Linked DNA regions of Mus musculus: all the other regions are linked to region 4. The links are chromatin loops, found by intact Hi-C in ENCODE. Cell type or tissue: heart. All regions are shown on one strand. Region 1 overlaps A930001C03Rik (RIKEN cDNA A930001C03 gene). Region 2 has its middle 3.7 kb from the start of Grk2. Region 3 has its middle 20 kb from the start of Kdm2a. Region 4 holds the start of LOC102631992 (a long non-coding RNA gene). Region 5 overlaps Gm30082 (a long non-coding RNA gene).

Region 1 (5,000 bases), 180 kb after region 4:
TGTCATGAATGGTTCATATTATGGTATATAGTATGATGGCCTTTTAGTTTTATTTTTTACGCGTGTGGGCGTTTTATCTGCATGTATAGACATAGACATGCATCCTGGTGTCCTCTGCACTCGGAAACCCTGGAACTAGAGTTACAGACATTATGAGCCACTATGTGGGTGAACCGGGATCCTCTGGAAGAGCAGCCAATGTTCTTAACCTCTGGGCCATCTCTCCAGCTCTTTGGTATAATGTTTAATCAATGCAGATGATCCTTAGTTTCTTAGAGTCTGGGGACCCTGCACTGTTCCGATCAAAACCTCGACTCTGAGAAGCCTAGAATAGGAGGTGTCAGGACAGGAGAAAGGAAAAAGGGGCTCTTCGAAGAGACTGGAGCAAGGTAGCCACGCCCCCACTTCTTAGCGACAGGACAGAGGGCGGGACTTGGCTGAGGAGCTAGTATCTGGAGGGTGGAGCACTTTGGATTTCAGGAATAAATCTTACTTTTCTCTAAATCTCCGCAACCTTCTTTGTGATCAGATTTTTCTTTTTAACTTTTGGTGAGCATAAGTGGGCTGGAAATGTAGCCGCGCTGCCCGGATGCTTAACCAGCACTCATGAAAGCCTCGGTCCCATTCCCAGTTCCACATAAACCGGGCTTGGAGATCCATGCTTCTAATTCCAATACTGATGAGGTGAAGCCAGGAAAATCTGAAGCTCAATGTCAGCTTGGCTGTTCAGTGAGTTCAAGGCCAGCATGGATTAGATATTCTGTCTAAAAAAGAGGGGAAAAAGGTCTCGCCTGTCTCCCCAGACCTCAGACTGGGTGTTTAATGGAAGCTAAGTGGACCATGGTCAGAAGTCTTTGGGTTTCACCTCCATGACTTCATCTCCCATTGTATTCAAAGTCAGGCAGTGAAGAGGACCTTCAGCCCTATTTGATCCTCACTGTGTCTCAAGGAGGCAGTTTCCAGTTTCCCTCTGGGCCAGAGGTCAGCTGTATGGAAGGAGCCTCCCAGAAGCCTCCCCAGCTCCACCTTTTGGATGCCCCTTTCCCGAAACCGCCACAGGGCTGGGCGGGACTTGGCATGAAGCTGGGTGTGTGGCTGAACAGGATGCCCAGAAGGAGTGGTGAGGAGCCCCCCCCCCCCCAGTCAGCTGTCAGCCTTGTCATCCCTACCTGTCATAAGGCCAGTCTGGGAGGCAGGTGGAGCTAGACCAAGGGTGGAGGAAGCTGAGAGTCAGGCGGAGGTGGCCTTGGTTGCTATAGGGATAATCACTCTAATGACACACTTGACAACTGTCACACGTTATAGTTTCTTTGTATACCTCATAATAACAACACATACTAATGGGTGATAGCTGCTATTCAGGGACTGTCCACCAGGAGGCAGGATTTGCTAGTTCCATTTTGCAGAGAAGGAAACTGGTGACTTCTTAAGGGGGACCCTACGGCTGTCCCCAAATCTCAGTTCTTGTACATTATTGCTGTCAGCTCTCACACTGTGAAGTAGGTTTCTACTTCTTGTTTTGGAGACTTGGGGATTGAACCCCAGAGGGAGGCAGCTGCTTGGATTGGGCCAGCCTCATCAACATTCTATGTTCAGGCTCCTGGGAAAAGCGTATCAGTCAGTCACTGACCCATGGCCATCTGCCCTGGTAGCCAGGAATTTCCCCAAATCTGACATTGCTGGACTCTGGACTACAATGTTTTCCTGACGTTTATTTTTGGAGTGGGGTGGGGTGGCCACACAGTTGGCCTCACTGGGGTGCTTGCTGTTTGCTGTTTTTCTGTTTACTGTGGCTGCTGCTGACTTCCGGCCGTGAGTGACTCAGCCCCCCTTCAGGCCCCATCAATTCCAAGCCGAGAATCCTTTATGAACCCCGTGTAGCATGTGACTGCCCTGGAGGCCTCAGAGTGGCCGGGGAGGTGGGGCCAGCAACGGTCTGGAATGTTGTTATTGGTGCTGCAGGTCTCCAGCAGAGCCATGACCCCCTCAGAGCAGGGGCCACAGCTGACCCATTTCTGTACCCCAGACTATCTCAGACTGGCGCCAGCTGTGGTTCCGGATATTATGTCTAATTGACAGGCTGGCTGGACAAACATAGCAAGAGAAAGGAAAGGATAAGTGAAGAAAAGAGGGAGTAAAGGACAGAGGAAGCAGAGGGGGCAGGAAGGAAGAAGAGAAGGACGGAAAAGGGGGTTTGAAAGAACAAGGCTGGCCAAATGGCTGAGTGCTGTGGTGGCACATGCCTGTAACCCCAGGAACTCAGTAGGCAGTGGTTTTCTGTGAGTTCAAGGACAGCCTGGTCTACATAGCAAGTTCCAGGCCAGCCATGATTATGTAGTGAGACCCTGTCTCAAAAAGAATAATAAGTGCATAAATAAGCAAACAGATGAAGGAGAAGTGCACACAACATGTGACAAGAGGCGGGGGTGTGTTCTGCAAAGAAGTCATTACCTTCCACTCTCTACTTGCTCCAAGAACAAACCTAACTTTCTGCCCCATTTTCTGGCCCCCCTTCTATAATCCCCTGCAGCTAGGCATCACAGGCTGTTCTGATTCTTTACTGCCACCGTGTGGCCGCTCTGCTCTCTGCAGGTTATTCCTTGGGCTTTCCTCTGGGGTTCCTGGCCTAGGGTACTGGGTGTTTGTGTGGATATGGTCTTGCCTTTGGGAAGGCTTGGGTAGATTTCCTCAAGCCTTTGTGTGTGCACTTCATGGCTTCTCTCTTTAGTTCCAATCATCAGATTCCAGAAGCCCTTGGGCTCAGCACAGACTATGCCACTCAAAACTTTGCCCTCACATAAACCTAGCACCTGTTGTGTGCCAGACACTTGGCACATGACATTTTAGTCTGTCCTTTGACGTATATATGATTCCTATGCACCTTTGAAAAATGAAGAAACAAGAGGCTGGAAGAGGAGAAATAGCTTGACTAAGGTCTGGCTGGAAGTTGGAGGAGCTAAGCCTTAGACCCCATCATTGAGTTCCAGAGTTTGTTCATGCATAATCTTCAAAAATTCTGCCAGGGTGGTAACAAATGTCTCTAATCACAGCATGTGGGAAGCAGAGGCAGGAGAAAATGGAGTTTGGTGTTATCCTTATCTACAAAGTGATTTTTTTTTTCTTTTTAAGACAAGGTCTCTCTGTAGCCCTGGCTATTCTGGAACCCACTCTGTAGACCAGGCTGGCCTCCAACTCAGAGATCTGCCTGCCTCTGCCTCCCAAATGCTGGGATTAAAGGCGTGTGCCACTGTGCTTGGCTTATATAGTGAATTTGAGACTACCTCCATATCTGTGAGGCTCTGTATCTTAAAAAGAGAGAGAGGGAGAGAGAGAGAGAGAGAGAGAGAGAGAGAGAGAGAGAGAGAGAGAGAGAGAGAGAGAGAGACAGGAAGGCAGAGCGACAGCTCAGTGGCTCGGAGCACTTGTTGCTCTTGCAGAGGACCTGTGTTCGGTTCCCAGCACCAGGTGGGTAGCATACAGCCAGTAACTCCAGTTTCAGGGGATTCTATGCTCTCTTCTGGCCTCTGTGGACAGGGGGCAGACACATGGTACATAGACATTCAAGCAAAATCTAAATGTAAAATGAAAAATCTTTAAAATTTAAAAACATAAAGCTGGAGGTGTGAGGAGCCTTTTGTGAGCTAACTTGTCTAAAACTCTCATTTTCAGTTGCAGAAACTGAGGCCCCGAGAGTACAGTGACTTCTCATACTGCAGGTAAGCAGACCCAGGTCTTTGTCCTGCAGGACAGGACCTGGAAGATGCCTCCTCCTAAGCAGCTCCCCGCTGCATGGACCTCCTCTTTGGCTTCCCCTACGTGCCCTGCTACTTACTGTTGGGCTTACCCAATGGATGAACAGGGAGGAAGCCCTGTGGCCACCTCAGCACTTGCTCGCTCTCCTGAGTAACTTGTCACTTTGGGTATGTGCAGGCAGAGAGGTGGCTCAGGCAGGAGACGGAGGAGAAGGTAAGTGATGCTGTCGTCGGTGGGGGCTGAGGGATGCACCTTCCTCTTCCTATGGGCAGGCCTGCCTCTGGCAACACTGGGTTAGTTATTGGCCTCCGCACCTTTCCTTTTGGGTGGGTTCTTGGTGAGAGGGGCCTGGAACTCTGAAGGCAGGTCCATAGACCTGGGCCGAAGGAATAGGAAAGAGGAAAGGGTGGGGAAGGAAGGGAGCTTGGGAAAGGGAAGTGCTAGAGACAGGCGGAGGGAATCATGGAAGAAGATGGGGTTGGGGCTAGTCTTCCAGTCACCCCAGCCATCCTGCTTTCTCTCCAGTAGCGCCTCTGATTTTTAAGAAAAGATTTGATTGGTACTTTATGTGTTATGTGTATTAGTGTTTTGCCTGCATGTGTGTAAGTGAATCACAAGCATGACCTAGAGGGCACCAGATCCTCTGGAACTGGAATTCCAGACTTGGGAGCCGCCATGTGGGTGCTTGAAACCAAACATGGGTCCACAGCTAGGGCAGCCAGTGCTCTCAACCTCTGAGACATCTCTCCAGCTCTGAATATCCCTCACTTTTTTTGTTTGGTTTGGTTCCCTGACAACTTTGGCTATCCTGGAACTCACCCTGTAGACCAGGCTGACCTTAATTTACAGAGATCTGCCTGCCTCTGCCTCCCAAGTGCTGGCTGGGATTAAAGGTGTGCGCCACTACTGCCTGGAGAACATCTTATATTTCAAGTTCTCTTTAATGCACCCTAAACCTAGAGATTGTTGAGTAGTCCACCCTGCTCACCACCTCTGCCTACAGCTGTGCTTGTTCCCTTATCTTACAGGTCTTCAACTCCCCACTGAGCCCTTTTCTTGTCCCCTCCTGCCAGCAAAGACCTTCTGCCTCATCTGGGATGCTGGTGCCTTCCAAGCCCATTTCCCATAGCCTCTCAGGTCTCTGTAAGGCTATGGTTTTCCAGACATGGGGCACTAACTAGTCTGTGGTCTGTGCCCTATGACCTACGGGGGATGCTGCAAGTTTAAATTTTCTTTGTTCTTAAGCT
Region 2 (5,000 bases), 52 kb after region 4:
CCACTACAGCCTCCTGAGAGTCCTCTGACCTGTCCATTTCTCAGGGTTCCTAAAACTGCCCTCTGATACAGGCTCTGACCAGAATGGCTGTCCCCAAATCTAGATCTGATGGGATTACTGTACATTCAAGGCCAAACAACAGCTGTCTAGTGCCCCAGAGCTACCAAGAGTGAAAAGTCCTGTTTTTGTTTCTGGTTTTGGTTTTTCCAGACAAGGTTTCTCTGTGTAACCCTTGCTGCCCTGGAACTCACTCTGTAGACCAGGATGACTTTGAACTCAGAAATCTGCTTGCCTTTGTCTTCCAAGCGCTGGGGTCAAAGGTGTGTGCCACTATACCCACCTGAGACTGCCAAGTCTCCTTTGGTTTTGTTTGTTTGTTTGTTTGTTTTTTTTGAGACAGGGTTTCCTTGTGTATCCCTGTCTTGGAACAGGGTGTAGACCAGGCTGGCCTTGAACTTGAACTCAGAGATTAACTTGCTTCTGCCTCCCAAGTACTGAGATTAAAGGCATGAGCCACCACCACCTGTCAAAAGTGTAAAATCTTAAGGGGACATTTTGGACCCCAATTTTCTGCTGCCCAAGCCAGGTTCGGTTGAACAGTAACCTGTGCTTAGCTTTTTTGAAACAGAGTCTCACCATGTAGCCTTTGGTTAGTTTGAAACTTAACTATGTAAACCAGGCTAGCCTTGAACTTATAGAGATTTATACCACCCTAGTGGCCTAGGTGAACAGTCTCTCTCTCTCTCTCTCTCTCTCTCTCTCTCTCTCTCTCTCTCTCTCTCTCTCTCTCGTTTTTGAGACAGGGCTATGGAGCTGTGGCTGTGCAAGAATTCACTATGTAGACCAGGCTGGCCTCAAACTCACAGAGTTTGCCTGCCTCTGCCTCCTGAGTGCTGGGATTAAAGGCGTGCACTACCAGCGCCAGGCTGGCGAGTCTCTTAAACTGAAGCATGAATGGTAGAGTCCTGTTGCCCTCTTTAGCTTGGTTCCTGCCATCCCCTAAGAATCTCCTCTCTCTGTTAGTTCTTCACTTTGGGCTTCTGCTTTTCCATGGACCTGGAAGCCCCTTTATGTGCCTTCTTCCATAACCAATCCTGCTGTTCCTTTCAGACCCACGCCCTGATGCCCTGACCCCAACTGTATGCATGTTCCATTCTACATTTAACACTACCAGGCCATATTGCTTTCATTTAAAACCATCGTCAATCAAAACATTCATTGTTGTACATATAAATTGGGGGAAGGCAGCCATTACATCATAACATCTCTACACCTGAATGTCAGGCATGTTGATATATGAGGAGAGATACCCACTGACTTCCACTGTAATTGATGCTCCATGGTCATCTCTCTCTTTTTTTTGTTTTGTTTTTGGTTTTTGGTTTTTCGAGACATGGTTTCTCTGTGTAGCCCTGGCTGTCCTGGCACTCACTTTGTAGACCAGGCTGGCCTTGAACTCAGAAATCTGCCTGCCTCTGCCTCCCGAGTGCTGGGATTAAAGGCATGCGTCACCACGCCCGGCGGTCATCTCTCTCTTGTGTGCATATGAACATATGTGTTACAAGTATGTGTGCATATTCTGTGAGTATGAGTGCATGCATGCTATGTGCAGGTATGTGTCTGGTCAATCTTATATATAATTTTTCAGGATCCATCTATATACTCATTTTAATTAATTTTAAGATTATTATTATTATTAGTTAATTAGTTAGTTAGTTAGTTAGGTTTTTTTTTTCGAGACAGGGTTTCTCTGTATAGCCCTGGCTGTCCAGGAACTCACTTTGTAGACCAGGCTGGCCTCGAACTCAGAAATCCGGCTGCCTCTGCCTCCCGAGTGCTGGGATTAAAGGCATGTGCCACCATGCCTGCCTTCACGTACATGTTCTGAACACTTAACCACCGAGCCATCTCTCCAACCACCCAGTTCATTTATTTTGAGACAGAGTCTCTCAAGTGGGACATGAAGCCTCATAAATCCACCTATCTCCACCACCCCAGTGCTGGGACCGTAACTGTGTGTCACAGACCGGCTTTTTATGTGGGTATGAGGGACTGAAGTAAGATTGAAGGAAGCACTTAGCCAACTGAATCATCTCTCCATTGTTCCTGGCTCATTTCAGGCCTAGACTCAGACAAGCATTGATGTTTGATGAATGAATGAATGAGTGACCACACTCCTGAACACATGAAATGTGAAGCAGAAGAGGGCTAGCAGCTACAGCAGAAGCAGTGCCCCTGACCTTCACACAAGCACTGCCCTGACTCTCTGAGACTGGGCCTAAGAGCACAGCCCCACCCTGGCCTGGGTTTTCTGGAACAGTTCCTATTTAAAAAAAAAAAAAAAAAAAAATCTGCCTGAAGAACTTGTCAGAGCAGAGTCTGAGTGTGGGTTTGGAGATGCCAGCCATCCTTTCAGTACCTGGAAACCCAGATGGACCATCCCACCCACAGCCCCACCCACTGTCCCAGCCAGACCTTGTTCCCAGGGGCAGGTCTCCTGGGCATCCTTCATGGATTCTTGAGACCTGAGAAAGCAGTTTCAGTCTGCCAGGGGACCAGATAGTGTGAAGAGGCCTCTGGGCTGCTAAGGCTGGTCTTTGAGGTGGTGCTGCCACCTAGTGGTGTATAGGAGGAAGGTAAACTTGTAAACTTGACCTTTCAGGCCAGCTTCAATCATTTCCTTCTTCCTTTTCTTTTCTTTTTTCTTTTTTTTTTTTTTTTTTTAAAGATTTTTTTATTTATTATATGTAAGTACACTGTAGCTGTCTTCAGACACTCCAGAAGAGGGCATCAGATCTTGATCTTGTTACAGATGGTTGTGAGCCACCATGTGGTTGCTGGGATTTGAACTCCGGACCTTCGGAAGAGCAGTCGGGTGCTCTTTCCCACTGAGCCATCTCACCAGCCCTTCTTTTCTTTTCTCTTCTCTTCTCTTCTCTTCTCTTCTCTTCTCTTCTCTTCTCTTCTCTTCTCTTCTCTTCTCTTCTCTTCTCTTCTCTTCTTTCTTTTCTTTTCTCTTCTTTTCTTTTCTTTTTCTTTCTCTTTTTTTTTAGATTTTTATTTATTCATTATTATGAGTAAGTACACTGTAGCTGTCTTCAGACACACCAGAAGAGGGTGTCAGATTATGGGTGGTTATGAGCCACCATGTTGCTGGGATTTGAACTCAGAACCTTCGGAAGAGCAGTCAGTGTTCTTACCCCCTGAGCCATCTCACCAGCCCCTTTTCTTTTCTTTTCTTTTCTTTTCTTTTCTTTTCTTTTCTTCTCTTCTCTTCTCTTAATTTTTGGTTTTTCGAGACAGGGTTTCATAGCCCTGCCTGTCCTGGAACTCACTCTGTAGACCAGGCTAGCCTCGAACTCAGAAATCCGCCTGCCTCTGCCTCCCGAGTGCATTTCCTTCTTTCTACAAACCAAGTCCCATATCCAGATTGTGCTGGACTGGGCCAGGATGCTGGCAGTGCAAAGAGGAGAGGACCACCATTTCTGCTCACGGTGATGGTAAGTGCTGAAAACTTAGTCCACACTGAGCTCCTGATCCCACCACTGTAACCTGCTCCCTCCTCCCCTTGAAGTCTCCATCTTCTAAAACATGATGAGTCTTCTTCAACTCCTTACCTGTCTGATTCCCTTAGATGCACCAGCACCATCTGTGTGAAGCACAGTAGCCTCTTCTCAGGCTCCCTGTCTTTCTATTGTGGCTTTCACTGCTTAAACTCTACCTCGACTGGTCTAGGGCCTAGGATGACACTCATTTGCTTCCAGTGGCCTGTGAGACTTAAGAGCCCTGCCTGGCCTCTGCATCTCTCAGTTAGGTACCCTCCCTCCACATCTCTGCTCTTCAGCCTCTCTGTATCTTGAACAAAAAAATTTTTTTAAGATTTATTTATTATATGCAAGTACACTGTAGCTGTCTTCAGACACCCCAGAAGAGGGCATCAGATCTCGTTAAGGATGGTTGTGAGCCGCCATGTGGTGCTCTTAACCACTGAGCCATCTCTCCAGCCCACAAATGTGTTATATTATCTATCTCTCCAGCCTAAGCTGGGCTGTGCACCTTTCCTCCATATGGCAGGCTCTTGCTCAGCCTGTTCTTTTCTGAACCTTTATGTTCAGAGGGCAACTGTTCCCGTGTGTGCTGATCAGTAGTACGTCCCTCGTGGCCAGCATGCAACTTGGGTTGGCCCTGAACTTGTGTGACAACTTTCCTGGTTCTGTTTCCCCAGAGATAGAAACTAGCTACTACCTTCCTTCTCTTCCAGTTCAGGGGATAGAATTCAGGACATTTCAGTGATGGAGAGATGGTTCAGCAGTTAAAAGCACTCACTGCAGTCTTTTAGAGAACCTGGGTTTGATTGCTGGCACCCACATTGCAGTTTACAACTTTTTGTAACTGCAGGAAGTTAATACCATTTTCTGACTTCCACAAGCACCAACCACTCATGGTACACATACATAATGTAGGCAAAACATATATACACATGAAAGAAAATAAATTTAGGACCTTTCACATGCTAGGCAAGTGATCTAGCACTGAGAATTATTTCATGTGTGTGTGTGTGTATTTTTTTTTTTTTTTTTTTTTTTTGGTTTTTCGAGACAGGGTTTCTCTGTATAGCCCTGGCTGTCCTGGAGCTCATTTTGTAGACCAGGCTGGCCTCGAACTCAGAAATCCGCCTGCCTCTGCCTCCTGAGTGCTGGGATTAAAGGCATGCGCTACCATGCCCGGTGTGTGTGTGTATTTTAAAGGGTCTCACTATATTGCTTCGTTGTTTGGCCTGGAATTCACTATGTAGCAGGCTATCCTTGAACTCACAGAGAGCATCTTTCTTCTACCTCCCCAGTAGTGCTTGGAGAAAAAGGCGTGCTACCACTGGTGGTTTGCTAACTGCTCTTGTGTCAACTTGACACAAAGCAGAGTCATCTGAAAGGAGGGAATCTTACTGTAAGATCCAGCTCTAAGGCATTTTCTTAGTTTGCTTTTTACAGAGGAGGGCCCAG
Region 3 (5,000 bases), 160 kb after region 4:
AAGTAGCCTTGGTTTCTGTTGCTTATGTTCTTGCACTTGCCTCTCACCATCTGATTATCTGTGGTCTTGCTGTTTCTGACTGTGGCTTGTCCCTCCTGTAAGACTGTGAGTCAGCACTCCTGGGAGACCAACTCTTCTCCCAGCGGGATTGGGTATGAAGAGCTGTGGCACAGGATCAGCTCTCAGGCACAGATGGAAACCAGAAGAGAAAAAAAGATTTCTATATCTGAAAAACACTGAAATGTGGTCATCAGACTGTTAAAATGGCTCAGTAGGCAAAGGTGCCTGCTACCAAGCTTGAGTTCAATTCCCAGCCCCATATACTGGAAGAAGAAAACTGACTAGTGTTTCCTACACATGCATCTGCATGCCTCTCTCTCACTAAAATAACTAAAAAGCAGCTGTGGCTGGTGGCAAAGTCCTGTAATCCAGCACTGGGGAGACAGAGGCAGGAGGATAAATTAAAGGTCACTATCAACTACATAGAAATGTAAGGTCAGACTGGGTTTCATGAGACTCTGTTTCAAAAACAGAAACAAAAACAAACAAACAAACAAACAAAAATCAAAACAGCTCAGGGTGCTGCTTGTGTTATGACTTTTCCTGAGATGTAAGCATCCATTCAGATAATAGTGAAACAAACCAGAGAAACAGGTCTATTCAAGTGTAGTTTAGTGAGCCAGGAGACTGAGGGACTCAGGCAGCTGCATCACTGAGAGACTCACTCCCCCCAGGATGGGTAGTAGTACGCCCCTGGATCTACTTGCATAATTCAATTTAAAAGCTGGGCATGGTGGCACAGTCCTTTAGTTCTAGCACTTGGGAGGCAGAGGCAGGTGGCTCTCTAAGATTGAGGCCAGACTGGTCTACAGATCAAATTCCAGGACAGCCAGTGCAACACAGAAACCCTGTCTCAAAGGACAAAAACATTGGGACATTAAGAAGGCTCAGTGGATAAAGATGCCTACCACCAAGTCTGCTTAACTGAGTTTCATGTTTGATACCAGAACCCACATAGTGGAAAAGAATTGACAACCTCAAGTTGTCCTTTGATCTTCACACAGGTACTGTGTCCTGAGTGCATGCATGTGCGCATGTGTGTGCAATACCATAGTGCATATGTGGAAGTCAGAGAACACTTTGGTTCTCTTGTTTTACTATGTGGCTTTCTGGGGATAGAAGTCAGTTTGTCTGGCTGAGCTATCTGATATATTTTCCAGAAAGCTTTTAATACCTCTCATAATTATTTCAGATAATGACAGGATTTGATAAGAGAACCAATTCTCTTGGAAGGCCTTGGGGAAAGCTGTGCTAGCAGCCGAGAAATCCAGGGCTCTATCTAGACTGTCAGGCCATACAGGACAGTGCCCCAGGGCTCCCAATTAGCTCTTTGGAATAAAGTTCTCTGTTTTGAAATTAGACAGCCTCCTGTTAATCCAGGAGGAAGGAACCAGGTTGGAGAAAGGGTGAATGAGTCCTTGGGGTTATTTACATATCTATCATTTGTTTACATCTCAGTGAATCCTCCCCTACTCTAGCGCCCTATAGGTTGCAACCTCCTCCAGGATTACACCCCCTTGCAAGAGTGTCACTTGCTTAGTCCTGTTGACTGTGGAGAACTGGGAAGGACAGTCATACAGCCACTAGGCATTTAGTGTTTGTTTTCTCTTTGTTCTGGGATCCTTGGTTGTTTGGGTTTCTTATTTTGTTTTGTTTGTGTGTTTTGTTTTAGACCAGGGTAGGTTCATAGAGATCAACGTCTATCTCTGAATTAAAGGCCTATGCTACCAAACCCAAACCCAAAGTGGTTATTTTAAAAAATTTAACCATATTAGTCGGGAGAAGTCTGTGTAGTAGTCAGAGAAAATCCCTAGGGTTGGTTGGTTCTCTAGATCTTTTTTCTGCCCTGTTGGCGTTAATGTTCCTATCCTGGACTGGGCCTTACGGCTGAGCTGCCACATCCACAAGGGAGGACTTCCACAAGAAGATAAGGTGGCTAATGTGCTTGCCTAGCATGTTAGAGGACCTAGGTTTTATTCCTAGTACTGTTAAAAAAAAAGTAAATGAACAATAATTTTAGGATAGTTGTATTTGTTGATTGTGTATGGGCACATGTTGGAGGAAGAGTGGAGGTCAGAGCATAATTTGTGGGTATAGGTTCTCACCTACTATATGGGTCCTGGAGCATTAGGCTTCATAGTAAACATCATTAGCTGAGCCAGCTTGCCAACCATGGGGCTATTTTTGGTTTGTCTTGGCTGGCCTGGAATGCATTGTGTAGACCAGTCTACTAAAAAACTCACTGAGATGGAGACACACCAATATTTTTCCAGAACTTCCCTCAAATTCTGGTATGGGTTGGGAGCTGGCCAACTGGTGGTCCTCAGCCTCTGCTTCCTTCATTTGCGCTGACAAACGAGACTGGTCTGGGTTACCTGAGCTGTCTGGAGTAGCTACATACAGGGTTCAGATTCAAATGCAAAGGGACTGTAGGTTTGGGACAACACTGTGTTCAATCTAGGTTCATTCTATACTGACCAAATAGGCAACTAACAGGACCACTCTGGACATTGGGTATTTTTCTTTAGTAAAGTATTGGTGCAGTAAGTGTCACTCCTCTGATGACAACCAGGGGGAATGGTATGCTAGGGCAAGTCACAGGCTGGCTGGCCTTCTGTAACCAGGTAAGGTTGCTCTTCCTGAGCCCTGCTGCCCTCTACTGGTCGAAATCCAGCTATAATGAGACTCATTGTCCAGAGTCCAAACACCCAGCCTTGGTCAGCCCATATTATCTTCAATACTGTTCTTTGTCCCCCTGAACCTTGGTTTTCTCATCTGTAAAGTGAAGAATTGTGGATACCAATGGAGGCAAAAAGTCACCAAGGTTGTCCAGAAAGATACAACTATAATCCTTTTCTTGAGATAAACAGGAACAGGAGTCCCCAGAGCAGCCCCGTTGCAGATGTAAGGTCTTTTATTCTGTAGGAAGTACCTTGAATTCATCCTCTTAAGATCAGAGGCCAGCTGTGCTGTGGACTGCAGAGCAAATGTCATGTCACATGCCAGTCTGCTGACTGTGATCTTGTCTACAAAGCTCTCATGCAGAATTAAAGACAGGACTTGGGGGACAAAGGACACATGCTGCTCTCTGCACTGCAGTCCCCATCATAGTCACTGTTGAGTATGACTCTCATCAGTGCCTACAGCAGGAAGGAAGACTAACATCCTCAAGTTCCCTCCTCCCACAGCTTCTGGAGGGCTTGAGTGCCCTGCCCTCTCTCTTAGGTTGAGATGAAAGGACCAGCCTTGAACACACTCATATGCTTGCTCTGGCTTCTGGCTGACAGAGCCAGCAGCAAGCCTGCACAATAAATAATTACTTTTATATTTCATAACTAGTTAGTAGTGTCTACAAGTGGACAAACACTATTAGCATTAACATGGATTTTTAATGTATATGGGTGTTTTGCCTGCATTCATGTATGTGCACCACATATATATATATGGTGCATACGGAGGTCAGAAGAAAGCATTTGGTAGTCTGGAACTGGAGTTACAAATGGTGGTGAGCCTCCTTATGGATGCTGGGAATTGAACCTGGGTCCTCTGGAAGAGCAACCAGACTCTTGACTGCTGAGCCATCTCTCCAGCCTCACATTAACTTCTTTAGAGATAGGGTGTTTCTATAAGCCAGGATGATACTGAACTCCAGATTCTCTTGCCTCAGCCGACCAAGCGATGGCATTGCAGGTATATGCAACCATGTTGTTGTGTTAGCTCTTAATTCAACCAGCCTTTACAATCAAAGGTGCTATTATCTGCATTTGGGAATAAGGGAACTGACAACTAAAAGTATAGTTAAGGAAGCTAAAGAGAGGCAGGAAGATCTTTGCAGTTCAGGACCATTCTGAGCTACATATAGTGAGACTTTGTCTCAAAACAAACAAACAAACAAAATCAAAAAAAGGGGTCAGAGAGATGACTCAGTGATTAAAGAAGAACATTTGCTATGTAGTCAGGGTTTGGATCTCAGTATCTACATAACAAGACAGATGTCTGTCTGTCTGTTTGTCTTTGTCTGTCTGTCTTTGTCTGTCTGTCTCTCTCTGTCTCCATCTCTCTGTCTGTCTGTCTGTCTGTCTGTCTGTCTCTCTCTCTCTCTCTCTCACACACACACACACACACACCTGTTACCCCAGCTCCAAGAGAGGGCAGAGACAAGAGGTTATCTGGAGCTTGCTAGCTTCCCAATTACATGAAAAAATGCAAGCCCCGAGTCTAGGGATAGGTATTTCCTGAATGGAAGAGATGGAGAGTCATAGAATGGACTCCTGATGTCCTCTTCTGGCCTCAGGCATGTACAGCCAACATATAGACACATATGCACATATAAGTAAATACATCTTTAAAAACACAGAAAAGTCCTGACAATAACAACAAAAAACTAACACAAGCAAGCAAGGCTACACACTTGGTTCATTATGCAACTCGGACTTTGTAACTTTTCGTATTTATTTGTGTGCGTCCCACATGTACATATAGCGATCAGAGAACAATTTGTGTTTGTTCCTCTATGTGGGTTCTGGAGATCAGGGATTTTGGGGTTGTTAGCCTTGGTGGCAAGTGTCTTTACCATCTTTCTGGCTTCTTTTATTTTGAAACAAGGTCTCACTACATAGCTCCTATTAGCCTTCAGTTTGCTATGTAGGTAAGTAGACAAGGCTGGCTTTGAACCTGTAGCAGTCTTCCTGCTTCTGTCTCTCGTGTACTAGTATTACAGTCCTGTTACCGTGCTTTGCTCCAAAGCCAGGACTTGAAGCTAGGAAAGTCTCTTTTTTTCACATAGCTAACCTGTTTCTCAGAAGCATCTGACTAGAGAATCAACGTCCACATTCCACACTCTGCCATTGTAGAGGCGTGTGGTAGGCTGCTCCCATTTTAGATCTCATTGTTCTCTGGGCTAGTCACAGGGTACTTTGGATCTTTCGTATCAGCTTCAG
Region 4 (5,000 bases):
CCTGCACTGGAATCTCCAGAGCACAGTGACCTAGACCTCGAATGCTACATGAATTTTTACTTAAGTGTTTGGACTCATGATCACGTCTCTGTCAGATACTATGTTTTCTGGGAGCAAAGGCTGTATTATATACATCATCACATTCCTCAGAGTACCCACACAGTACCACATACATAATAGGTGTTTAAAGTGCTGGGGTGGGGGTAGGGGGAGGTTTAGGAGAGATAGCTCAGTGGCTTAGAGTACTTGTTACTCTTGCAAAGGGCCCAGGTTTTATTCTCAGCACCCATATGGAAGCTCAAAAGCATTTGTAATGTCAGTTCCAGGAGGATCTGATGCCCTCTTCTAACCTTCATACCAGGCATGTACATGATGCACATACATACATACATACATACATACATACATGCATGCAACCATGCATATACATATACACAAAGTAAAAAAAATTAAAAATCTACAAACAAATGTTTTATGGCATAGCATCCACATCAAAAATGTTTGTTAGCTGAATCGAGGCGTCTTTGTGACGATATGGAATACTCAGATTAGAATATAAAGAACATTTGGGGCCTGAGAGATGATTTAGCAGTCCAGGGCCACTCTTGCAGAAGATCTAGGTTGCGTTCCCAGCATCTACATGGCAGCGCACACTGTCTGTTAACTCCAATTCTAGGGGCTCTGACGCCCTCTTCTGTCCCTTGTGGGCACTGCATGAATGTTATGTACAGACATCTACAGGCCAAACACCCATACACATCAAATAAAAAAATGAATATTTCGAAAATGTTTTGTAATGGCTGGAGAGATGGCTCAGTGGCTAAGAGCACCGACTGCTCTTCCAGAGGAACTGAGTTCAATTCCCAGCAACCACATGGTAGCTCACAACCATCTGTAATGGGATCTGCTGCCCTCTTCTGGCATGCAAGTGAACACGCAGATGGAGCACTCACAAATTAAATAAAATTAAAAAAAATATTTTAAGTATATTCAGTGACTTTCATATAACAAGTAAGTACTCACATCCTCTAGGAATCCTAAGGGAGGAAAAGCACCTTTCCCGCCCTCTGACGCTGGACCCTGAATCCCCCTCATGCTGTGCCAGGAAGTGCACCGCACAGGCCTTCGGCACTGAACCCTGCCTGCAGGAGTACACTCAAGCTCCCTCTTCACTATCCTGCCTGAGAAGAATGGATATGCCCTGAAATTAGGACTATTCTAAGAAGCACTAGTCTTAGAATAGTGCTTACTGAATGCAGGCATTGAACTAAAAATGTAATGTTATCTCATTTAATCATTAAAAACCTGAGGTGGGCAGTGATGGTGCAGGACTTTAATCCTAGCTCTTGGGAGGCAGAGGCAGAGGTGGGGGTGGGTGGAAGGGGATCTCTGTGAGTTTGAGGACAGCCTGGTCCACAGAGTGAGTTCCAGGACAGTCAAGGGCTACACAGAGAAACCCTGTCTTGAAAAACAAAAAACAAAACAAACAAAACACAACCTGAGGTGGGGGCCTAGTTCAGCACTTAAGAGCACTTGTTACTGCAGAGACTCGGTTTGATTCCCAGCACCCACATGGGGGGCTCATTACCATCACTGACTCCAGTTCCACAGGATCTGACATCATTTCTGATCTCCATTAGCACCAGGTCCTCACATGGTGCACATACATACAGACAGACAAAACACTCATGCACATAAACCTATACCCAAATCACACACCTAGGTCGACTAGATCTCATCCCAAGCTGAGAGTCTTGCTTAAATCATCTCATTCCCCACCCTCCACTCCCTTTTATTTCTTTGCACTTGGGGAGAGGCAGCAACTATAGTTGTAGGTTAAATTGCATGGCTAGAAAACATCTTGAGGATTTTTTGATTTGAATGCCATTTTATTTTGTTTTGTTTTGTTTTTTGAGGCTGGCCTGGACTCGATGTGTGTGTGTGTCGGGCTGATCTTGAACTCAGAGAGATCAATTTCTTCTTAAGATGTGCACCACCACAGCTCAAGTACCTTCCTTATTTTACAGAGACTGAAACTTCTGTTAAATGAAATAAAGGAATTTGTCTCCTATTCCAGCGCAAACCCAATTGTACTGGGCGGAACAAGGACGAATACTGAAACTGGGGATCAGCCTGCGGTTCGGACTTCTTTGGAGACATCTAGCACGGGTCTCCTCCCAGGCAGGATTCTACTTCCACGTTCACTCAACTTGACCCACCATCCCCGCCCACTGTCTGCTCGTTCCCGAGGAGTACCTGTGTGTGTGCCGCGTAGGCCCTCCTCTGGAGGGTGACAAGATTTAGAAATTGGCTCAAGGCGAGAGGCACCTTACAGGTCAGAAAGCCAAACTCTGGTCTCGCCGAACTCCTCAGGACGCCGAGGCCCCGGGAGCGCGTGGACTCCAGGACACCCAGGAGAATTTGGCAGTGCTGGTCCCGGGTAGCAGGGTAAGTTCCCCACTTTGTCCCTGTAATTGTCTGCAAACCCGGTCCTACCTCCTTTGTATCTGAGGGAGCAATATTCTAACAAACCGCTCAGAGTAACTGTCCGGATTACTCGGGGTCGAGGTTCCTATGGAAACGAGAGGACGTTCTTTGCGCCTGTGCAGTTGCGCTAGGCACACTGGGAAATGTAGTTTCCAATTTGCCACTAATAGGCCTGAGGAATGGACACAAGATGGCGCCCGAGCGTCGCGGTTGATTCTAACGAGCCGGAGTCTCTGCCGACGCTGTAGCTGCGGCCTGAGGAGAGGCCGCCCAGGCCTGAAAGGTCATACTCTTGGATGCCCTGCCTCTGAGGCGTCTACGGTGCGGAGTAGGGGCGGAAACGCGAGCTATGAGGAGGGGTTGATTTTGCTATGTTTTTAAACAGCCTAAAGAGGTGTTACCCTGACTCCGGGCGCAGAGTGACCACTAGTGATCCCGTGTCGGCACAAGAAGACTTTGAAGGTGGGACCTAGCCCAGGATGGGGGTAGCCTGAGAGATATGAGCTCCTCATTACCCCAAGTGTTCAAATCGGGGCTACGGTATCAGGGGAGAATTGAATGGGGCCCCTGAGCGCTGGGATGTCTGACTCTGTAGGAGTTGGGTGTTTGCAGGCGGTTTTCCACCCAGAGCCCTGCTTCAGCACCAGTGTGAAGTCAGTGAATTGACCTCTGAGAAACAGCCGTCCTTGTGTCCAGAGTTAGGCTCCTGGATTGAAAAATCTAGAAACCAGAGTCTGATTCAGGCTCTATTAGATATGTGGTAGTTTCTGTTGCGTCTCAGTTTCTAAACACTGGTACTTACAAGGCCTGCCCTTTGCCCCTCTGAGAGCGTTGTCAAGTGATTTGGGTGTGTAGATTGGATGGCTCTTTAAGGAGATAGACACTCCCACTTACACTTACTGTAAAAAGGAGCATGAAATTAAAAATGTATATAGTTTTTGCTTTAGCAATTTTAGAAATATGACCTACAGATTTAATAGCAAACGAAATATTTAAGTAAACAAAAATACAGGCAGAAGTGTTTAGTGAGATGATGCTTGGAATGGGGTTTTAAAATGTAGACCGACTGTTTATCATAAACGTCACTTATAGCTCACCAAGTGACGCATGCCTTTGATCACAGCGCTGGGGAGGCAGAGGCAGGCAGAGCTGAGCTTCAGGCCCACTGGCCTACAGAGTGGGTTCCAGGATAGCCAGAGTTACAGAAAGAAACCTTGTCTCAAAAAATAAAATAATTTAATAAAAGGTCACTTAAAATACAAAATAGAGCTGGGCAATGGTGGCCCATGCCTTTAATCCCAGCACTTGGGAGGCAGAGGCAGAGGCAGGCAGATTTCTGAGTTCGAGGCCAGCCTGGTTTACAGAGTGAGTTCCAGGACAGCCAGGGCTACACAGAGAAACCCTGTCTCGAAAAAAGCCAAACCCGGGCTGGTGAGATGGTTCAGTGGGTAAGAGCACCCGACTGCTCTTCTGAAGGTCAGGAGTTCAAATCCCAGTAACCACATGGTGGCTCACAACCATCCATAACGAGATCTGACTCCCTCTTCTGGAGTGTCTGAGGGCAGCTACATACAGTGTATATATAATAAGTAAATCTTTAAAAATAAAAAAAAAAATTAAGAAAAAGAAACCAAACCAAAGTCTATAAAATTGAATATTTATGCTTATTTAGTGTGTGTGATGCTTGATGTTGAACTCAGGGCCTTGAATATGCTAGGCAAACTCTTTTTTTTTTTTTTTTAAGACTTATTTATTTATTATATGTAAGTACACTGTAGCTGTCCTCAGACACTCCAGAAGAGGGCATCAGATTTTGTTACGGATGGTTGTAAGCCACCATGTGATTGCTGGGATTTGCACTCGGGACCTTCGAAAGAACAGTCGGCGCTCTTAACCACTGAGCCATCTCGCCAGCCCAGCTAGGCAAACTCTTTACCTGGGTTGGTTGGTTGTTTTGTTTGTTTGTTTGTTTATTTGGTTTTTCAAGACAGGGTTCTGTGTAGCCCTGGTTGTCCTGGAACTCACTCTATAGACCAGGCTGGCCTCGAACTCAGAAATCTGCCTGCCTCTGCCTCCCAAGTGCTGGGATCAAAGGCGTGCACTACTACTGTTCGGCGGCTACCTGGGTATTTTTAAAAATTGGGGCATATCTTTATGTGAAAGTGATATGAAACTCATGGTTTGAAGTTATTTTAAAGTTTTCTGTAGAGTGTTAATATGCTGTTGTCTAGGGCCAGTGAGAGGACTCAGTGGGTAAAGACACCTGCCACCAAGCCTGAGTTTGATCCCTGGCACCTACATGTTGGAAGGGGAGAACCGACCCCCTCCAGTTGTTCTCTTGGCCTCCACATACAAGCTGTGGCATCTGTGTATACACACACACACACAGAGTATAAAATTATAATTAAAATGTAAATGCTATCACCTGTATTTCAGAAGAACACACACACTAGTGTATTTGATTTCATAACCATGAAGCATCTTTGGGGAGTCCTAGTAGCTAGGATAGCCGT
Region 5 (5,000 bases), 52 kb before region 4:
TCACTGTCTCCTACCCCACATGATCACCTATCTCCATAGCCCTGCCAGGCTCTTAGCGGCCACTCTGGCTGCTTCCAAGGCTGTAGCCTGCTTCTCCCATGCTGACTTCTCTTCCTGGGCTCAACAGCAAAGGTTCCCTCAGCAGAGAAAACCCTAGGCTTTGAGCCATGGTGTGTCCCAGTTTCCTCTGTGTTTAATATTTGTGCTTCCTGCTGTTGTGGCTGCTGCATGTGGGCAGGAACTGCTTCTGTTTTGTTTATTGCTCTGTGTACTTCCCACCCAGCCTAGGATCAATAAATAGGTGTTGAGCCAGGTATGGTGGCTCATGCCTATAATCCTACCACTAGCGACTCGAGAACTTGAGAGGCCAGCCTGGGCTATATAGCAAGACCCTGTCTCAAAAAAATAGAAAAAGGAGGGCCTAGAGAGATGGCTCAGTGGTTAAGAGCACTGGCTGCTCTTCCGGAGGACCTGAGTTCAATTCTTAGCAACCACATGGTGATCTGATGCCCTCTTCTGGCATGCAGTACAGATAGAGCACCCATATAAATAAAAGAAATACATCTTTTTAGAAAGAAAGAAAGAAAGAAAGAAAGAAAGAAAGAAAGAAAGAAAGAAAGAAAGAAAGAAAGAAAGGAAGGAAGGAAGGAAAGGAAAAAGTTAAGTATGTGGCACAGTTTAACCAGGCTGCTCCACCCTCCACCTCTGCCCACAGCACCCCCTCTCCTGATAACTCTACTCTCCCATGCTTAGCCCATGTTCGCACAGGTTTGTAATCTCAGGTTCTTGGAGGGCTGGGGTGGAAAGATTGAAAATTCAAGGCCTATTGAGATGACAGAGAACGTTCAAGGCGAGCCAGGCGGGTGGGGGGGGGGGCATAAGCTGCTTCTGTGCGGCCTGAGGACAGGAGCTCCGCAGCCAGCAGCGGGCCCAACAGGAAGAACCCCGAAAGCTGCCCGCTGACGCCCACAAGCACTCCACGGAAGGGCTGCCAATCTCACACACACTAATAATAGATGTAAGAAAAAATAAAGGGCTGGAGTGTAAATCTGAGTAGAACACATATCTAACATTCAAAAGCCCTGGGTTAAACCAGGCCTGGTGGGGCACTAATTTAATCCCAGGAGAGGCAGAGGGGTCTACAGAGTGAGGGAGTTCCTGGGCAGCCAGAGCTACACAGAGAAACCCTGTCTCAAAAACAAGCAAGCAAGCAAGCAAATCCCCAGTGCTTCCTGTTTCTTCTTCTTAAGATATCCTCCCACCCTACCCAGGACTGGGTGAGATCTTAAAACATCCTCCACTTCCTCCCCTGTCCCCTGCCTGAGCAGCCAGGCTGTCTCAACAGGAGACAGAAGGCGAGGCTCCCTGGAAGACAGAAGGCTCCCTGGAAGCAAAGGAGACGGCTGCTGATTGACCTGTTCTGTCCCTGACATACTGGGTGTTAAGGTGCTATTCTAGTGTATATGAGGTCGTATATACTAGGAGAAGGAGAAAGGATACTTTAGAGTGATCACCCTCCTGTTTTCTCACTCAATGCCAGAAACCTGTAGTACACTGGACTGCGGAAGGTAAGGAACAGGATGCTCGCCCAGACTCCCTCCAACCTGACACTTAAGATCCTGAAGGGTTTCCCTGGGGTGTAATCCTTGCAGACAAACTCTTCTAGGGTCTGTTCCCTGCCCCATTCCTGGGTTGTGAGTCTAGTATGGAGCTTTCCAATCCACCATTCTGTCTTGCAGTTAGCACATCCAGTCATGCAAGTTTACCCACAAGCACAGTAAGAGGGGGAGGGAGCTGGGACCCACGGGAGACGTTATTATGTTGAGTGGGAGATGGATCACCCAAAGAGGGCTTGGGTCCATCCTGAAAGTAGAGCAAAATGTGAGTCCAGCTCTGTGCACAGATGGCCTGGAGCAGGCCAAGGCCCCTCTGCACCTCCATTTTTCCCTCAAATGCAGTTGCAAGAGATGATGGGATGACCTCAGGATTCAACCCCCAAACTTACGGTGTTCACCTCACCCCATGTTGGAGGCAGCTTCCTACAAAGGTTCATTTGCTTTGTGTAAATGTAAGTGTATCTGGGACGGTGATGAAGGGTGGCTGCCACTGCAAACCCTCAGAGGCATCCTCTTGCCGGGACCCAATTCCTTCTAGAACCACTTCCCCCTAGCTGTTTAGGGCTGAATCACATCACAGGGAGCCCAAAGCTGGGACTTGGTGCTCAGCCATCCACTGCATCAACACATACAGCACACATTGGGTGCAATTTTCCAAGTTTGGAACAGAGACAAGATAAAGCTCCCTGATCTCCGAGTATGGTGTGTAGGTGCTACAGGGAGGACAAAAGGATACTGGGAGAGGAGAGGGGAGGGGAATGCTGGGAGAAGAGAGCCTCCTCTAGAACAGCATGTCCAGGTAGGGCATTTGCCTGAAGACCTGAGGAAGGGAGCTACAAAGTGAGAGCCACGGCTCTGGGGCTGGGTTGGGAGGGTCACACAGGGCAGCTGACAAAGAACAAGGCACTACAAGTCATTGTGAAGCTGCACCTTGGGGAAAGGCAGGAATCTATGGCTCTGGGAATATGCTGTCACGTGGGAGTTTTGACAAACTGGCGTAAATAGCAGAAGTGCAGAAGAGTTTGGAGAGTTGGGGTTCACCTGGGTTTGTCTTGGTATAGGCTGTAGATACGGCATTTGTGTGCTTACTCTGGGGTAACCAAGTAGACATGGCAGCTCTGAGATGTTGGGGCACTAGGAAGGGAGAACACCATTTGGCCTGCCTGTGACGCACGTGTAGCACACCAGGTGCTGCCAGCCCCCGCTGCCAAGCCCTGCCCAGGGTTTCTTGTTACCTGGCATCTGCCCCATCAATCAGAGCGATGTTTGGCACGTACCATTAGTTTGATGAATCTATGCTGAATAAGTGAAGAACAAAGATTCAGAACCTTTGCAAGACTTGAATTCTGGCTCCATCCAAAGTTGTGTGAAAATGGGCATTAGGCTGGTGGGTTTTTTCTTCTTCTTAGAGGTGGGGTTTCTCTGTGTAGCCCTGGCTGTCCTGGAACTCACGCTGTAGACCAGGCTGGCCTCGAACTCAGAAATCCGCCTGCCTCTACCTCCCAAGTGCTGGGATTAAAGGCGTGCGCCACCACTGCCCAGCTAGGCTGGTGCTCTTAAAGTCTGAATTTTCTAATGTATAGACTGGAGGTACTCAGGGTCACTCCTTTGATGAGCTACCGTGAAAGTTTATTTAGTTCATGTGTACAAAGCTCTTTCAATCTGCTATTGCAATGATGGTATCCTATCTGCTCAAACTGTGTAGTCCATCCTTACTGTAGCCTAAGAATCAGAGAGGGCAACAGAGCAGACCATCAGATTAGTCCAGGATGAAGGGATCCTGGAGGAAAGTCTCCCCAGGAGAAGGTACAGAGAAAGGCATGGAGCCCACAGGCTGGAGAACCTTCTATGACTGTGTCTGGGACAGGAGGAAGAAGCAGCCCTTGAGAGCAGCTAAGAAAGCAGGCTGCTGCTCTTTTGAGCCACTATGTGGTCCTTCCATTCTGGGTTTTCGCTGGTCCTGAGCCCCCAGAGCAGGCAGGATGGTAGTGCTTATGTCTTTCAGGGTCTTCTGGAGGTTCCCATGGGATAAAGATATGGCCACACTCTAGACACACAGACACAGTGCACACACGAGGGACCAGGACTTTTCAGTCTGCAGGGCTGGAGGTAGAGGGAAGAAGGAATGGAATTTTTCAAACCCACAGGGGGATGGAAAGGGGGAAGCTCAGCTTGTTCACCAAAACCTGGCATGCTGGAGTTACAGGGCCCCCTTGGAGTGCAAGTGAGGTAAGTTTAGGACAAATCAAAGGCAGCATGCTTCACCCAGCAGGGGAGGACAGCGATGGAACTCATTACCCCAAGATGTGGTCCCGGTTGGAAATATAAATAGCTTCACAAAAGGTTTAGATAAATCCACGGATGACAGCTCCATTCATGAGTTAGAAGGGAAAAGAGGCTGTTTGGGGGCCCCCTGGGCAGGCATCAGGGAGGCAACCTGACCTCCCTAAAGACCACCCCTTGGGGGTCCTGTTAAAGACAATACCATTGCCACAGGAATTCCAGAAGGTGACAGAGTTTCTGTGGACCAGGATATGGCCCGAGTCCCCTGTCTCCTGAATGTTCCCTACACTTAACCAGCCACCGCTGGGGAGACATGGACATCAACCAGCTCTAGGGAAAGCAGGTTGGCCAGGCTGTCCCCCTATGGGACCAGCAGAGGGAGACAGACACCACATCCAGTCCCAGATCCCAGGGCAAATCCAGGGTGGCTGGCCTGACCCTGGGTCAAGCATGCATCTGTGGGTACCAGTCTTGATTCCTGTCTTATTTTAGGTCCCATAAGAGGAAACAAGGCAAAAAAGGTGTCATTCCAAGGTTTTCTTGTGGACATGAAGGAGCTTTCAGGATATAGAGACAGAATGGGGAAGGATCACAGATTAAAAGCAGGGTTGCTTTAGAGCTAAGTTGCCTGCCTCTATGATCTTAAGCAAGTTGTACAATTTGTGCTTTGGATTCCCATGTGATAAGGTGGCACCTGCAATAGCACCCGCCTCAGGTGGGCTGTGTGAGACTGTCCGTGGGGAGGATTTAATTTTTAATGTGTAATTAATTAATTTTTTTTTTTTTTTTTTTTTGCACTTCCAGGCAGGTAAGTAAGCAGCAGCGGCATGTGGGAGACTAGAGGATTCTTGAATCTCCTTGGAGCTCTGCAATTTGCAAAGCCTTTGCTTCACTGTTTCATGTGAGCCTCACCACAACTCTGAGGATTTTGTGAGGTGGAGAGGGTCACTTGTAGCTGGTGGATCTGGGCCTCCACTCTACCCAGTGCAGAGGATAGAACTCAGAACCCTGCTTGTGCATGCTCAGCCACTGCAAATCCCAGTCTGGAATTTCTGATAACAAACCCCCTGATGGATCGATCTGTCCAGAGTCCTTGTTGGG

What was found. A loop is a pair of places that touch in the nucleus more often than their neighbours do. Peaks named below come from ENCODE experiments on the same cell type or tissue, not always from the same donor. Only the 100,000 strongest peaks of a DNase experiment are listed, where the experiment ranks them.
Region 1: it touches region 4 in a loop (6-fold over the local background); 7 of 42 quality-filtered maps call a loop at or near these places.
Region 2: it touches region 4 in a loop (9-fold over the local background); 32 of 42 quality-filtered maps call a loop at or near these places.
Region 3: it touches region 4 in a loop (5-fold over the local background); 13 of 42 quality-filtered maps call a loop at or near these places.
Region 5: it touches region 4 in a loop (6-fold over the local background); 15 of 42 quality-filtered maps call a loop at or near these places.

What each region holds. Positions count from the first base shown.
Region 1 is chr19:4,440,073-4,445,072 of GRCm38, forward strand. A930001C03Rik (RIKEN cDNA A930001C03 gene) reads left to right here. Exons shown (of 3, transcript NR_045990.1): 2 at 3,670-3,716. Among named protein-coding and RNA genes, the nearest start is that of Rhod, 3.1 kb to the left of the region's middle. In heart, CTCF peaks have their summits at 1,374 (motif pointing right) and 2,581 (motif pointing left); DNase peaks (open chromatin) are centred at 399, 1,789 and 2,569; H3K4me3 peaks cover 1,473 bases; H3K27ac peaks cover 954 bases.
Region 2 is chr19:4,307,462-4,312,461 of GRCm38, forward strand. No RefSeq gene overlaps it. Among named protein-coding and RNA genes, the nearest start is that of Grk2, 3.7 kb to the left of the region's middle. In heart, a CTCF peak has its summit at 2,619 (motif pointing left); a DNase peak (open chromatin) is centred at 2,540.
Region 3 is chr19:4,414,709-4,419,708 of GRCm38, forward strand. No RefSeq gene overlaps it. Among named protein-coding and RNA genes, the nearest start is that of Kdm2a, 20 kb to the left of the region's middle. In heart, a CTCF peak has its summit at 2,721 (motif pointing left); a DNase peak (open chromatin) is centred at 2,693.
Region 4 is chr19:4,255,081-4,260,080 of GRCm38, forward strand. LOC102631992 (a long non-coding RNA gene) reads right to left here and starts at 2,625. Exons shown (of 4, transcript XR_003952884.1): 1 at 2,257-2,625. In heart, CTCF peaks have their summits at 924 (motif pointing left), 2,673 (motif pointing right) and 4,298 (motif pointing right); a DNase peak (open chromatin) is centred at 2,691; H3K4me3 peaks cover 1,621 bases; H3K27ac peaks cover 843 bases.
Region 5 is chr19:4,202,901-4,207,900 of GRCm38, forward strand. It overlaps Gm30082 (a long non-coding RNA gene), which reads left to right. Exons shown (of 4, transcript XR_388289.3): 4 at 1-340. LOC102631992 (a long non-coding RNA gene) reads right to left here. Exons shown (of 4, transcript XR_003952884.1): 4 at 2,349-5,000. Among named protein-coding and RNA genes, the nearest start is that of Gm30082, 3.7 kb to the left of the region's middle. In heart, CTCF peaks have their summits at 483 (motif pointing left) and 2,156; DNase peaks (open chromatin) are centred at 899, 1,331, 2,772 and 4,271; H3K27ac peaks cover 495 bases; H3K27me3 peaks cover 1,735 bases.